Regions from separate parts of the Mus musculus genome. Here region 1 is linked to region 2. The links are chromatin loops, found by intact Hi-C in ENCODE. Cell type or tissue: heart. All regions are shown on one strand. Each heading gives the region's core, and the rest is flanking DNA. Links, peaks and the distances in the headings are about the cores only.

Region 1 (8,335 bases), core at 258-8,257, 120 kb after region 2:
CTGGTTGTTATGTAACATTTTCTCCAAAGCTCAAAGCTTGTTAAAATCCAAGAAGTTATAAAAGAGACTTTTTAAGCCTCAAAGACAGGCTTGTTCTTAGGACAAAAGAAAAAAAATATCTAAGAGTCAAGAAGCAAATGACTCAGGATACTCAAAAAGTCCCTAAAACTAACCAGAAACACAAGTCTGCATGCCTAAGCCTATGGAAATAGTAAGAACTACTCAGGAAACAAAGGCCAATTTATCTGCCTAAAACAGACTGATCAGCAGGATTGCTGAGAAAGACAGATCCACTGAGCTGCCCAAGAGAGATGTTCTAACCTTCAAGACATACAGCGAGTAGGAAAAGTCTCACTTCCCTGAGCTGCCACTCATGCTGGGGTGCATTTTCTGTGGTGCAGCTGCCCTATGGCCGAATCCCCATCTGGGATGAGTGGAGGTTTGCTCAGGTCTGTCCAGGAATAATGTGTCCCAACACCAGTGTCCTCTGGGCTTCAGAATCTGTTTCTAGGTTCATCTTCAAATACGTATGCCATTTTTATTCCCTTCTATCCAATATCTGGAACTTCATTTCTCCAACCCACACATTGGTTGAACACATCCAGTCCTTGATCTTTGCCTCCTAACAGCAGAATGTAGAAGGAAAAAAAAAAAAAAAAAAAGACCAAAAAAACCAAAACCAAATCCAAATCAAAGAAGTTACTGTTGCTGATGATTTATTGCTTTAAGGAGAAAAGCTGTAAACAAAGAATTTGAACAATGAAAACTCATCATGGTTGAACAAACACATTCCCTGCTACACAGATCATGAGAAAAATGAGGAAAGTGGCAAAATGTGACAGGCCGCCCAAGGGCTAGCTCTCCTTTATTAGGACATTCAAAGGTGTTTCTTTATGCGTAATCACTTACAAAATGGCAGGAGGAATATTTAAATACACAATCACAGTTTGAAAATAGATAAGTACATACAAATACACACACACACACACACATACATACATATGCAGGACTCACAGCTAATCAATGCTTCTCAACCATTCAGGGCTGTCACTGTGGGTCCTTTGAGTAAAAAAAAAAAAACAAGTCTTTAAAAAGAAATGACAGAAGTCAACGTTATAGTCACAGGCTGTAATGTTCTTCACAATCTCTATGCATATGTAGTCCAGAATTAACTAGGGTGCTTACAAACAATCATATCATTTGAAATTACTTTCTTTGATCAGTCTCTAATCACCCTCGACATTAGAATTTCTGCACTGTCCTGTGAGTTGGTTCTGGTGACTCTGAGCCTTTGGTTTAGGAACAGGAAAATGGGCTGCGTGTCCGGAGAGATGGCATGGGCATGTTACATGACACTGGGCTTCGGAGTTTATCTGCAGTGCCTCGGTTGGTTAAAAACTTGAGCAAATCACTTAACTCCTGGAGATTTTGCTTTCTCAGCCCTAAAATGGGCAGTGGTAACGCCCTGACTCTTGGGCTCACTGAGAAGATTAAGCAAGCCATGTCAGTAAAGCGCCGAGAAGCAGTCTTGGCTCTCCAAATGCTCATTGTAAGGTTTAGTAAGCTGCAGGTTCACAAACTCACTCAGGTCTCCCTGTCCAATGACTAAGTACACCTAAGACATTCACTCTTGGTGCAGTAGTGAACCTCTTCACTGAAGGCTAGCTCATCCTCATTGCTTCTTTAGTTTCTAAGCATCTGGGGATGGGGTGGGGGTGGGACTTCTGAAAGCTTTCAAATATGAGTTTCCAATAGTAGTCATTTAGGTTCCGTCAAGATCTCTTCCCCCCCTGATAGAGTGGACTAAACATGCTTCTGAGCCTCAGCTCCTCAGTGCCTTTGAGCTTCAGCGTTTCTATTTATTGAATAGAGAAAGACTGTGTACTGAGCATGGCTCTGCTAAGTGATAGCCGGACAAAATGCACCGTAGGGCTTAGCACCAAATAAGCTATCAATAATGGACTTTTGTTTTTAACGATAATGGACATTCTTAACTTTCCTTGAACCAGGCCATACAATTAAAGTCTGTTTCTGACTATTAGAAAAAGCTTCTATATATTACATCCAAGTCTTTTTCCCTTGGTTCAAAGAAGGTTGGTTCCTCTGGTCGTTCTGTATGCCAGGTCTGTTTCTAAATAACGATGGAGCTACCCTGGCCATCCCTTTCTCCTATTCCCAATGATCACCCTAACTCCTTTGGTTGAAGATGCTCAGCTCAGTTTCCCAAAAGAGGATGGATACCTGGGAAGACCCTAGCTTATGGCTCCTATGGAAGTTCTTACAGAGTTAGCTGTTAAGGCAGATTTTTCCAATAGAAGAAAATCAAATATGATACCACATAAAATTTACCTAATTAATAACCCACAGTGGTAACTTATATTTACATACAAGTACTTGTACACATATGAACATATGTTTACTCAAAATACTAGGCCTCTCTTAAGAGAGGATTTCTTACTGTTAAGATGAGATCCTGGAAGAAAAGGCTTCTAAGGAAAAATAGGAATATATATATATAGTATTTTCTTCCCAAAATACATCTTAAGCACCACTGTTTGCCTTGCATAAGGCCAGGCCTTTGGGAAGTTGCAGGAAGGAGGGGAAATCTCAAGTCCCCTTTCCTACTTACAAATCCATTTATGAGTGTGTGTATAGTTCTCCCATATGCCCATATGTATGGTGTGGGGCAAACTGAATCATCATATAAAAGCATGCTGTAAGCTAGTTCTGATTCCAGGGCAGGAGGAGCCACAGGGGATAATGCACATGCCCTTTTCTGTCCAGTTTAGGTTGGATCCTTAGTACCTAGACACACTCTCCTCTTACGTGAAAGGGGCTAGAGAGCCAATACTAAGAGGGCAAGCTGCTGACTTCTGTATGCTTTCCTGCCCTGACATGTTTACAAGGTCCAGAAGCAAAGGGGAAATATGAAGGCAATCTTCTCTGGCTATGAGTCTTCAGATAGGTGACTTTGATTGAACTTATTAGCCTCTTTGAATTGATATTTCACAGTGTCAAGAACAGAAATCATTAAGGGAAGTCCTCTGTGTTATCAGCAAGTTTCAATGAGTAAATGTGTGGCAAATATTGAGAACAATGGGTAGTATGTAGAACACAATAAAAGGATGATGACAGAAAATTCTACCTCTAAAATAGGTAACAACCTCATTATCACTTAGGAAAAAAAATATTTCTTTAGCTTACAAACTCTTTAACGTTTACCACTACTAAATAGATCCCCATTTCTGAATGGCTGGTCGACTTCTGTCTTCAGATGAGAAAACTGAGTTAACTTTCTTCATAGACACTGAGGCTGTAAAGTAGGTCACTGAAACAAAAAAGATTTGTCCTGGGTCCAGGGACTACTGTGGCCTTACCACAGTCACTGGGTGACTGCTAGAGGTCACCCAGGCCATGGGAGGGTGATCCACTTGTTTGTTTGATGCACATATTCTGTTAGGTCTGGCGTAGACTTCAAAAGAGTCTTCTAAGGGCCATGAGAACATCTTTCCATCTTACTTTTTGAGACAACAGACAAGTCACTCTACGGTCCCTACCAACTCCCATGAACCCTAGGGAGAGAGAGGCCCAGATTTTGGCTAATTGTCCTAAGAACTTGGCCAGCAGCAGATTCAGTGACCTGCCCAGCTATGGCTTGAAAGATTGGCTGGCCTTGTCCCATCCCTACGGGATGAATTGAGGGCTACCATCTCCCTGCAAAAGTAAGACTTCTCAAATTACATTCCTGATCAACAAGAACCCAAGTTTAGCCCTTTATAGAATATGGGGTGAGAGGAGAAAGTGCCCAAGTTAATGAAATGACTTTCTTTTCTTTTCTTTTTTTTTTTTCCTTCTTTTTAAAATGATTTTCAATAGCAAAACAGAATGACACAACTATGGTCCTCACCTGGAAAATGTTTGGTGACTTGTGATATACAGATCAGTGGAACAAGAACACTTTTGGTATGTTTTAGGCAGAAATACCCAGGATAGTATCATTTGGCAAGGGTAAAATAATAGCTTATTCCTGTGTCCCCAATCCCATCCATCTGTCTGAAAGGATCCCAGCATCCCTAGGCTTGGCATCTGAGGAAGGACTTCATGATACTGGTTCTTCAGCTGATGCTTTTCCTTGGACAATCCCATCACAACTTCTGACAACTTGCCCAGGCTGGAGCCAGACTAGCTGGGCCAGGCTTTGCTTCCATTGTGAACAGTCAGAGATGTGTTTTCCTTGGAATGATGTAGAATGTCCCCAAGGAGGAACCCATTGTCTGAGCCTGAGCAGCACTCTCCTGGGCCATTACGATTGTCAAAACAGGAACAGAAACTGGGAATTCAGAATCGAGTAGGAAGTAGATGAAATAAGGCTCAATTGTGAAGTCCTGGACCACAAAGGGCTGGCTGCTTTGCAGCATGGAACTTTACCCTGAGCCACACACCCACCTAATTGGCAATCTCTTCGAAGTCAGGGTAAGATTCCAAGTCAGCAAAGATATCGTTAGGATTCCTGCAGCTCAGGTTGCAGAAGCAAGCATTAATCCATAGGACCTGCCGGGAGAAACCTGGCCCCTCTGGACACTGGAAATCCACACTGATGGTCTTGGACTTGTAGGGGATGCAACACCTATTGTCAGTACAGACTCCGCAGTACTTGGGTCGGTAGGTGCGTGTGCTGACACAGCCTGCGAGAGTGAAGTTCGTGGCCTCCTCTGGCTGGTACACAGCCAGGCATTTCTTCCCTGCCTTCAGGAAGGGAAAGGAGCCTTGGTTAGTACTGGTGATGTATAGCCACCATGCTCCCTCCAAACGCCAAATCCTCCCTTCCCATCATTGTGCATGGCAGGCGTCATCTTTGCTCCAGATTCACAGACTCTTTAAGTAATGAAGGACATCAGCCAACAAAACAAGACCTTGCCACATAACACATGTAAACCAAGGATTGCAGGAGGGCATTACCATGCTGAGCTCAGATATCACAGCTAGCAGTCTCCCTTCTCTCCTGATTTTTTTTTCCATTTTGGTACCCATGTGTCAGTGTCACCAGCACAAGAATCCTCTTTTAGCTAACCAAGCTCCCCAGCTAGCAAGCAGCTGAGCTGACATGGAATTCCATCATTAATCAGAGGCACATTTTGCTCTCATCTGTCCCATCTACCCCACCACCTCTCTTTCTCACAAATTCAGAATTGACGTTATTCAAATACAATTGTAGCCTTCTAGGAGGCTGTGGGCTCCTTGATACTCTGGCCTCTTTCTGTATCTCACTAATATAACCTTGAAGCTGGTCTACAGTAGGCAATTACTAAATGCCCTGTGCTAGTGTTAGGTTCTATTATCAGCATCCTAGCAGAGCTGGGCTCAGAACACATCCAGTGCGGGTAGAGCTTGCAGATTATCCAATCGGGGGAACAAACCTACCCAGGGTAGATGATGGTGGAGATGGGAGAGGAATCATGAGCTTCTAGCGAAGGGCCCAGACTTGTGATAGATTTTTAGAGCCCAGATTAGGGTCCTTGTTTTATTGTTCCTTATACTGGGTATTTCACACCCATACTTCCAATTAGGAGACATTCATAAAGGACCTGCTGGCACCAAAGGTTGGCACAGCAGAGTGTGAAGAGTAGAAAGGAAAGTATGCATCCATCAAAGATGACAAGGTGCTACGTTAAGGATAAGGAGCAAGCCCCATGTCTGATGATGGTGGTGGGAAACAGGGTTGTCCTGGTAACTGGCAGCCTTTCCTCAGCATCTGAAGAACCTACCCTGCTTCGTCCGCAAATAGAGCCAGGGATGAGCCCTGACAAGTTTTCTTTGCTTGATATGATCATCAGGTAGGTCAAGCACTAAGGCGTGAGTGAAGGGTACTGAGTTAGACAGGAAAGACTCATTTCTTTTGCAGTTTAGTATACATGTCCTTGATGTTGTACTTGTATCATCTTAGACTCTCAAAGCTGGGGGAAGATTCGGGGATTAATACCAATGTTATATTCACAGGAAAGGAACTGAAGCTTAATGATAGCCGGAGACTGGCCACACCTGTGAACACTAACAGCAGAGCGGCATCTGACACCATGTGTTTCAAGCTCTAGTTCACAGTCCTCACATTGCCCAGGTAGCTGTCCTGTGTTGGTGGATGTGGGAAGAAGCTAAGGGGATGAAAGATGGTGTAGATCCTTCAGAATCACAACACAAAGAACCCAGATGGCTCCTGATATCCCCTTGGAGTGACCTTGCTTCTGATAGGATGGTCAACTACAAAAGCATTCATTCAGTGGAATCCATCCTGGACAAGCCTAGCAGCCCCAAGGCCTGCCAAGCCCCTTTTCTTAAATGACTCCCAAGAAGTTTAGTGGTCAGGCTCAAGTCAGCTATACATGCTCACCATGCCTATACCTTCCTAAGGGGCCTAGCCCTGCCCTGAACTTACCTTGATGTGTAGTTGGATGTCCACATCACATGGCCGCAGGTTGCAGAGGCGACTTTCCTGCTCTGGCCAGCACCGGGCATTGACGTTAGAGATCCGAGTGGAGATACCTAGGCCACAGGTGGTAGAGCAGGGGCTCCAGGGACTAGTGTAGGCTATGCAGTTCTCATACCGTTGCTCCACGGCGCCTGACGCTGCTGTAGAGGAATACCACAGAACCTATGAGTCTGTAGCCTCCACGAGCTCCGGCAGCCCTCACCATTACCATGGGAAAAAAAAGCTATTTAGAATTCACAAGACGCAGAAAGAGGCAGAGACCAATAGACAGGTGAAGAATTTAGACAAGACAGACAGAAAGAATTGGGCTCTTCCTCCCCACAGGAGGACTAACTACCTTCTACTTAGTAGCCACACCTAGGTAGGGGGATTACATTCTCCTCCTTAACATTTTCTTCTCTGACCAAGTGATGCAACATAAAATCACAGAAGAATCATTGATCTAATCATCGTTAGAGCTGAGTGGACCCCAGGTTTCTATGATGGTTACTATTATCTGTAAATTGGACAGGGTCTAGAGCCACCTAGGAGACAGAGCTCTGGGGATGTCTGGCAAGGATTTTCTACATTGGGCTAAGAGAACTGAGAAGACCCACTTTAACTATGGGCATAAACTGGGGTTCCAGACTGAATAGAAAGGAGAAAGTGGGCTGAGTACCACTACTCATCTCTCCAGACTGGATGCCACATGACCAGACACCATCTCCTGCCACTGACACCTTTCCCACTACGATGGATGGTATCTCTTTTTGTTTTCATTAACATGAGATTTTATTTTTACATTTATTTTTACTTGTGTGTCTGTGTTTATGTCTGTGTATGAATGCCATGTGTGTGCTTGTCCTGGGGTAGACCAGAAGAGGGCATTTGAACCCGTGGAACTGGTATTACAGGCAACTGTGAACCACCAGGTAGCTATATATAAGTGCTGGGAACCAAATTAGGTTCTTTGGAAGAGCAGCAAGCACTCTTGAAACATGAGTCATCTCTCTAGCCCCTGCATCCCTTCTTAAAATTCGAAGCAAAATAAGCCCTTTCTCTTGTAAATTGCTTTCTTCAGGTATTTAGTTACAGCAACCAGAAAAGTAAGAATACAGTGACCACCTACAAGCTCTGGGACCTTCACACAGTACTTACTGGGCCTCAGTCATCGAATTAGAAGGATATCTACCTTGTGGGGCTACTGGAAAGGGTGGAGATTTTGACTGAGTTTATGCCATGCATCTACAAGTCATTGAGCAGGATCTGTTTGTTTGTTTTTTTTGTTTTTTGTTTTTTTGCTTTTTTAAGACACTGTCCATCCTACAGCCCCTCAGAAATGAAGTATATATCTGAAAGTTCAAAGGTGAGTCCGGTATCTGACATCCCATCTCAGTAAATCCAGAACATAGCAGCTGAAGAGACCATAGACTTCTGTGTCACAATCCCTGGGTTCATCTCTCTGCACTGCACTAGTTTGCAAATTGTGGGGTCCAGTGAGCTGGCTCTCACCTATAGGCCCCAGTTCCGCTATGTTAAAGAGAACAAGAACAGAGTTCCCAGGTCTGGGGTCTGAGAGGACAGAATCATGCATGTGACAGTGCATCAGATGTCCTTGGATTAGTGAATCCCTCTACATGGCAGCTGGTCCTGTTACTCAACTATGGACAAGTTGTATTATTTGCTCCTTGCTGGTCCTATGAACATACAGAATGTAGCATCTGATCAGTGCATACTTAGCCAGAGGTAAGCAGGGGAGAGTGGTGAGCTATGGAGGGAGACAGGTAATTAGATGGTAGGTGAGGCAGAACAGCCTGCAGAAATGTGGGACAGACAGACAGACATCCCACCTGTGCACTCATAGTAAATGGA
Region 2 (8,335 bases), core at 184-8,183:
CAGTGTCACCCAGGGCCACTCTGTGCCTTTGGGGACTGGGAAACCCTACTGTAGAAAATTATCCTTATTGATACAGATATGGATAACAGTGAAAGAAGTAGCATGTCTAGAGGTTATGCAGTGGACAGTCTGTCCAACTGTCTCTAGCATGGTTACTGCCATAAGGCATAAGGAATTCAAGTGGTTTTGGTCCCTTAGAGCCAAGGCTCCATACTGACATGCTAAACAGCAGTTGTCAATGAACGGAAAGGTTACAGTTATTAAAGAGACTACACTGGTGCAGATTCCTGACTTCCTGTAGTCACTCTCCATCTGGTGAGGTAATTATGTTAGAGGCTGTACTGGGTTTACCCTCACTTCCCACAAGACTCCTGTTTTGAGGTCAACCCTCCCCACCGGCTCTCAGAAGTGACTTCCTGTGAAATAGGGTGCAATGTTTATTCTTCCTAGTCAGTGTAAGATCCTAGAAGATTAGTGAGGCACAGCTCTCCCGTCAGGGAGGGAGTGTTCATCCAGAAATGATTGCACCAGGAAGGCTCATTGATTAGAAATTTAAATAATCTATTGGCTTGGGGGTGGGGCATGAAACTTCCTGACTGGTTGCAGAAGATGTGTTCTGGGGGTGATCCCTCCTGGCGCTGTTCTCCCTGCCTCCTCTCCGCCTAGAGGTAAGGAAGTTCCCCCCTCACCCAGAGGTTCAGCATAAACTAAATAACCTGAAACCATGGGCCAAAATAAATCTCTCCTCCCTAAGTTGTTTTCTCAGGTGTTGTGTTCACAAGGGGAGGTGGTCGAGGAAGCTCACACCATAGGCCTGTATGCAGGTAACTGCTCTACTGAAATGGCTCCAGGGCAAGAGGCAGCTGCTTTTTCCAGGAAAAGCCAGAGAGTTGGGAGCCAGAGAGCTGCCCTAGACAACATGTAAGTGAGCGCTCCTGGCCGCATCCCAGTACAACGCTATTTATGGACACTAACATTTGAATTCTGTCATTTTTCAAATGTTAGAAAATATTATTCTTCTGATTCTTTTTTTTTTTTTAATTATTTTTTCAGAAGTATAAAAACCATTCCTAGCTCTCTGGAGCTACAAAAACACACACGGTGCTGAATTTGGGTTGGTGCTCTAGGTCCTGACATTTAGCTTTTCTGGGAAACAACTTAGAGCGAGCCAGGGTTGGGGAGGGGCAGGTTATCAAGCCTGCGCTACCCTTATTTACAGAGGCAGGCACAGAGGACCTGAGTTCTGGGGCGCAGAGTCAGACTTGGGGCACAGTCCCCTCCTCCCAGCCTGAGGGCGGTTGTTTCCAAAACAAAGCCTGCACCCAAGGGCCCTGGCTCAGCTTCCACATAACTATTTTCTGGAGCACTGTGTCTCTGAGCCTCCGAGTGATGGGTTGAGAAGTTTGCTTAGGCCAGGGATGGGGCAAAACAAGCTGAGGGTTGGGATCCTATCACCTTGGTGGTGTGCTTCAATTCCCAGCTCATGCTGGACCACACTAAGTCAGTGAGTACTCCTGCCTCAGCACCCGTCCTCCTGGTGATCCGAACTCAAGGGAGGTGAACTCATTTCATCAGAGACACGCAGCTGTAAAGTGGCAACCTCGAGATTGAAATCTACTACAACTGTATCATTGCTGGGAGTCCAGGGGTTTCATGATTGGACCCTCTCTGTCCTCCTGGTTGCCAGGAAGATGACGGGCCACCAGGGCATTTTTCAGTACTGGTAGGAGTCATTCTAGCTATGGGGCAAATGGCAGGACACAGGTACGAAGTAATAATGAAATAATGTTATGGTTGGGGCCACCACAGTCTAAGGAACCATATTAAAGGGTTGCAGCATTGGAAGGCTGAGAAGCACTGATATAAAGAGAAATGGGGTTGTGATGGCTCATTTGTGTGTTAGGGAGTATAACTGTGGCTGGGACATAAAAGCATTTAAGATGCGGGGGAGATGGCTCAGACAGCAAGGGGCTTGCTGTACAAATATGAAGACTTCGGTTGGAATTCTGAGCATCCCCAAAAAAGCTGGGTGTGGCACCCCTGTAATTGTAGATCTGAGGAATCAAAGACAGAGGCACTCCTGGTGCTTTCTGGCAGATAGTCTCATTGAATTGTTGTGCTCCAGATTTAGTGAAAGACTCTGCCTCAAAGGGGAAAAAAAAAAGGTGGCGAGCCACACAAGACACTGGGTATCAACCTCTGACCTCCACATGGACCCTTTCACATCCCCTCCTCACTCTGGAATAGCTACCTACACTTGTTATCATTTTCTGGGAGCCCAGTAACAAACCTGACCGGAGTCCACCATCCCAGCCAGTATTTAATTAAAGCTTGTTTCAGATTTGGCTCAAACACAGTGGTCTTATTCTTGACCAGTGGGATTAACAACAACTGTGAAGATCTGAGTTCTAATCCCCCAAACCTATATAAAATCGGATGTAGTAGTTCCTACTGCTAATCTCAGCACTCCTACAGAGATGTGGGAGGCAGAGACAATCACTGGAAACTGTGGTACAACAAGCCTGGTGCACACAATGAAAGGAAGAAACTGCTTCAGATAAGTCAAAAGGTTAAGACCAACACCTAAGGTTATCCTCTATAGTGGTTTGTATATGCTTGGCCTAGGGAGTGGCACTATTTGGAGGTGTGGCCTTGTTGGAGTAGGTGTGCCACTCTAGGCGTGAGTTTTAGTACCTTATTCCTAGCTGCCTGGAAGTCAGTATTCTGCTAGCAGCCTTCAGATGAAGATGTAGGACTCTCAGCTCCTCCTGCACCATGCCTGCCTGGATGCTGCCATGTTCTCTCCTTGATGATACTGGACTGAACCTCTGAACCTGTAAACCAGCCCCAATTAAATGTTGTCCTTATAAGAGTTGGCTTAGTCACGGTGTCTGTTCACAGCAGTAAAACTCTAACTAAGACATTCTCCAATCTCCATTTGTGCAAACACACACACACACACATACATACATACACACACACATACACACACATATACACAGACAGAGACAGAGACAAAGACAGAGAGATTCCTTTCAAGGGCTTATATACATCCTCTAACTAGACACACATCTTGACATTCCGACCAACCACTGAATGACACTCCCATCTGCTGCCCAAGTTTTCAACACATGAACCTTTAGGGGGAACATTCTACATTCCAGATTCAATATGAAACAGGCTAAATCTAGAAAGGGGGATTTTGCATGTAAATCATGAATATTCATATTAACCACATTAGGCAAAACATACCAACATACCTTGTGTGTGTGTGTGTGTGTGTGTGTGTGTGTGTGTGTGTGTGTGTGTGTTCACCCACATATATATGCTCATGTGTGCCAGAACTTGTAGAAAGCCAATATCTGAATAGGGACTCTTATGGATCAAGATCACTCAATTAGAATGTGATGTTGGAGGATGTAACATGGCCTTTCCTGGCTCTGGAACACTGACCAACACAGTGATACACTTATGGAGAGGGTCTGGCTCAATTGGCCCAGGTGGCCTGAGCTGTGCCTACTGGGCCTCTGCATCCACCAAAAGCAGGCAGCACTACTGCACCCTGCCTCTTGGGGTGCCCTTCCACTCTGACTCTGAAAGGTTCCAGATCTTTGCAGTGATGAGTTTTGAGTATCCAGGAGACCAAAACAGGCGAAATATGCCTGGCAGGTTATGAGATGAGTTCTGTTTGTAGTGAAGAATACATTCCTGTTGTCCCTACATTTGTTTGACCTGTCTGCACCAGATTTGCTTGATCGAATGTGGCAGAAGGTACAAGGGCAGGAAATACATCAAGATGTATGCTTGCCCTTGATTGGACCTGGTGGGAAATGTGGTGAATTATGGGTTTTACCTTTTAAGTCCCAGCAAAAAAAAAAAAAAGTGATTTGTGACCATTTTCCTGGGAACCAAGGGGTAGACCTGGCCAGAGTCCATCTTCCTGGCATGTATTTAATTAAAGTTTGCTTCAAATTCGGCTTTAAATTGTGGTAGTGATCGTATTCTCGAGCGGTGAACCAATAACCATTTTTCCAGTTCAAACAGGGACTGAGGAGCAGGGCGGAGAGACGCAGGGATTGGTGCCTGGTACACAGGAAAAGGCAGGAAGTCACTGGTGCCAACAGCTGCCACAGCTACCAAGCTGTGGGTCATCATGGGTGACATCTTACAAACCTACTGAGAGTGGCTTCACAGACTGTTCTCCTTACTAGGTGACTCTTTCTTTGACATTGTCTGTGTGGAGCCCCTCCCCAGACACCCTGCCTGCTCTTCTCTCTTTAGTCAGTTCTTCGCACTGTTATTACTGTGACAGCAGCTATCATTCACTCATCAAACAGAAATTTACGGACTGCCTACTATGTACCAGATACAATCTGGACCCTGCAGTTTCTATGGTTAGCAGGAGTCCAGAACATCCCTTCTCCGGAAGCCTATTTTCTGAAGGGAGGAAAGAGACTGCCAGTCACATCAATTCACATTTTATACAAAAGTAACTGTGAGACGACGGTGTCAGTGGTGAATCAGGGAACCCAGGAGGGCATGCCAGGAAGAGCGTGGGTGGCTTCTACCTGAGGTCTGCTCCTTCTCTAAATAAATCTCTTTCCTGTTGCTTTTTTTGGTCTGGGAGTAGAGGCAAGCTATAGTTTTGGCGTCAAACTCACTATGCAGTGAAGGATGGCCTTGAATTCCTGAATCTTCTGCTTCTACCTTATGAGTTCAAGAACCACTCCACTAGACTGAAATGGGGTGTGTGTGTGTGTGTGTGTGTGTGTGTAGGCGGGTGCTGCACGGAGGTATCCCCATGCAGAGGCCAGAGGAGGACATTGGTTGTGGGGACTTCGGGTGTCCTGTCCAGCCACACCCTGCTAGAGATTTGAACTCGGGTCTTTATGGATTTGCAACAAGCACTAGAACCCACTGAGTTCTCTCTCCAGCTTCCTAAAACTATTTTTTTTTTAGCTTTCTCCAAAATGAATCAGTATTTAAAAACAGAAGCTGTTTCCCCTCTAGAGAATTTACCCTCTCTGAAAACGGGACAGGAGAGAAGGCAGAGGTACCTGCCTAGCACTTACCCTGTGGCTGTGACTTTCATTGAAACGTTGTTGACAAGGTGGGGGTGTGTTGCTGTCTGCTGCAGTTTTAAGAACTAAGCAGTGGGCCCATCATTCTCTGGCTACCAAGTACTCAGTCATGAGGGAAACTGGATGGCTGTCCTGGGTGGGGGTTTTCCCATGCACCTTCAGCTCCACAGAGGAATCCTTGCTTCCAGCTACCTTGTGTGTGGGGCCCTTCCCTGGAAGAATGGCAGAGTGGTAACGTTCCGGAGTTCTTGGCCTAGACTCCAACCCCACCCCAAACACCTTGTTGAGCCAGCATTGTACAGCCTAGCCTCTCCCCAAGTCCTATGACTAGTCCTGATAATTTCCTCTCTGCAGCATGTGGAGCTCTGGGAATCTCTCATCTAGCGGCAGTTTATCTAGATCTCTCCCCACCCCACCCCCACCCGCACCGCTCTCAGCAGTTCCTCCACCTGGCAGTCAGCGTCCTAAGCCCACCATTCCCCAGGGGCATCCCGGTACCCAGACGCAAAGGCAGTCTAAGCGCTGAGCGAGGAGAGCCAGACCGGAGCAAAAACCGCACATCCTATACCTTTGACAGTAGTTCACTGATGGAGGAAACTTCCAGAATCCAGCCTCAGAATAGCAGGCTTCAAATCCCATCTCTGTTGGTTTCCAGTTCCTGGCTGTGTTAACGTACTTATCTGAACTTGAGAAGAAGGGTGTGGGACCCTATATGTCCTATATATATACTGAAATGTACCTACTTAGCAGTCATGGTAGCTCAGTTTCTGGAATGTAATAGATTTGGCTGAAACAAAGTTACAAATTCAATTCCTTTGCCACATGTCAAGATTATGGTGTCTTTACTCCCTCAATTTCACCTCCCTTTTCTTTACCTCAGCTTTCTTTCTCTAAAATGGGCAAGAGGGATCTGAGTCGGACAGTGATTCACCCTAACACCCCAGCCAGCAGCACGGGGTGGAGGGGGGGATAGGGAGGAAGGGGGAAGCGAGGATGGCGGGGGCGGTGAGAAGCAGTTGTCTCACGTAGCTATGCAAAACTACTACGGGCAAGGCAGGTTACTTTCACTTTGCAGGGGCTTCAGCTCAGTGGCCTTGATTAAGCTTATAGAGAGGGAGAGAGTTGAGAAGGGAGGAGTTTCCCAAGCCCCTGCTGAGAAGAAAGAGCGGCTGCCTTGTCCGTGTACAAACTTCTAGGGTGCAGGTGTCAGGCTGCACGTTCCAGCCCTCCCCCTACCACCGCCCATTGTGGATCTGGCCAAGCTCAGTCCACTTCCGGCCTAGTGATTTCTGGGAGGGTGTGAGCTGCAGCACATCTCTCTTGAAGTGGGCGTGGCTGCCGGAGGAGCCACCGCCCTCCTGGATCTTCAGACCGCAGCCTTCCACTTCTCCAGCTTGGGAAGGTAGCCGCGAAGCAGGGACAGAGGAAAGAATACACATATCCCAGAGTAGCAGCCAAGGGCCCCCTTGAGGTTCTAGAGCTGAACCCACACCGCGCCCCCTGCTCTTTCTAGAGTTGAATCCACAAGAGAGAAAGTCTCTATTACAGGGCCCCTGAAAAGGAGAGACATGGGCAAGGCTCTCCATTCTTGTTCTTCCTGTGGTTTCTTGCAGATCTTCAAACAGTCCTTAACTGTCTGTGCCTCTCTCTCTGGGGACCTGGGACACAAGCCATGCAGAAGGCAAAGCACTCTATGTGGGAAGGGGCCAGCACGGATGAGAAGATAGCCTGCCAGTGACCCCTGCCACCTCCCATCTCAGTAGGATTTGGAGGCTGATAATACCTCTTTATGCTCCTTCCCTGCCACGTGGGTGCTCAGCCAAAAGGACATGGGAACACCACCTCCCCGTTTGTATGACACAGAACGTGCTCCCATCTAGCTGGCGTATGGTCATCCATCATTTTATTCCTTGACATATTTATTTGCCTACTTGTCTTGACCCTGGGCTGGGCCCTAACTTCTTCCTGGGCCTAACACTTCTTAGGTGGCAGAGAGGATGAGGAGACCACCAGACCAGTGCAGGTTGCTACAAACCAGTCCAACAGTTCCCATGTGCTGCCCACCTAAGGTATATCCCAGGCTCCTCTGCACAGGAAGTCCCTGAACATTCAATCAGCAACTAGGGGAGAGCACAGACGGAAGAAGGCTGAGAAAGCCTTTTCTGCTATTTTTTCCCCACAGTCATCTGTTTAGAGGATGACTGGCACAGAGAAAAGAACTCAAGGGTGGTGGGAAGCTATTTGACATTTGTGGGCATCTCAGATCCACTCAGAGACCAAGACATCCTCCCATTCCTCCCTGGTTAATATCCACTCCCAAGAGATTACCCAGCTTCTTGGAGTTGGGATGTAGCTCAGTTGCTAGAGTGCTTGCCTGGCATGCCCAAAGCCCTGAGTTTGATCCTCACTCAGCATCACAGAAACTAGGCACTGTAGTGGAATTCTGTTATCCCAGTACTTGAAGGTAGACGCAGGAGGATCGGAAATTCAAGGTCATCCTTGGCTATATGGCAAGGCTACCTGAGCTACATCATACTCTCTCTTTTAAAAAGACCTCCCTCCCATTGATGCCTCACCTGCTCTTGAACCTCGTCTAAATGAAGAATATGACGACTCTTTTCAGCCTCCTTCCCACTGGCCAGTGCTCAGCCTTTTCTCTGCCCTAGGGCCCACCACCTCTTGGGTAGGCCATCAGAGGTTCTTGAAGGTGTGCATAAGGGGGCCATAAGCAGGGTTTATTCACCTTTATGTTGTCCACCACATTGTGAGTGACTGAAACCCATGCAGATGTATTACCTCACTTCTCTGGAGAGGTCAGCTGACTGAAGGGGGTGTTTCTAGAAAAAAAAGGTGTGTTAGTTTGTTTCTTCAGGCTTCGTGGGGATCCACTTGCTAGGTGCTTCTAGCTTCTGGTGGTTCATGCATGCTTCTATTCCATGCCCTTCCTCCACCCACCATCTGGACCTGTGGTCACCCTTCTCTTTCCCTCAGATTTCCTCACACTGTTGCCATCAGGGTGACTCAGGGCAATGCCCTCGTCTCAGGACCCTTAACTTAAACAAACTTGTTTAAAGTCCTTTTACTATATAAGGTAACATATTCCTAGTCTCGGGTGAGAACATAGACTTCTATTTAGGGGAGAGGCATGGACACAGTTCAGCCGTGACTCTGACCCCTGGGAGCACCCATCTGCAGTTATGAAACCATCAGCCCAGTGAGGGTCCCCAAGGCTTTGCTGAGTTTGCAGAAGGTGG

The links. Peaks named below come from ENCODE experiments on the same cell type or tissue, not always from the same donor. Only the 100,000 strongest peaks of a DNase experiment are listed, where the experiment ranks them.
Region 1: it touches region 2 in a loop (2.0-fold over the local background); 5 of 42 quality-filtered maps call a loop at or near these places.

Annotation. Positions count from the first base shown.
Region 1 is chr15:66,915,566-66,923,900 of GRCm38, reverse strand. It overlaps Ccn4 (cellular communication network factor 4), which reads right to left. Exons shown (of 5, transcript NM_018865.3): 4 at 6,431-6,624; 5 at 700-4,746. The coding sequence ends at 4,447. Among named protein-coding and RNA genes, the nearest start is that of Ccn4, 28 kb to the right of the region's middle. In heart, for the core only: no CTCF peak of the experiment used is centred there; a DNase peak (open chromatin) is centred at 4,260.
Region 2 is chr15:67,037,568-67,045,902 of GRCm38, reverse strand. It overlaps Gm31342 (a long non-coding RNA gene), which reads right to left and starts at 6,310. Exons shown (of 3, transcript XR_384160.3): 1 at 5,650-6,310; 2 at 5,073-5,293; 3 at 2,795-2,834. In heart, for the core only: a CTCF peak has its summit at 3,566; DNase peaks (open chromatin) are centred at 382, 5,452 and 6,352; H3K4me3 peaks cover 1,562 bases; H3K27ac peaks cover 1,765 bases.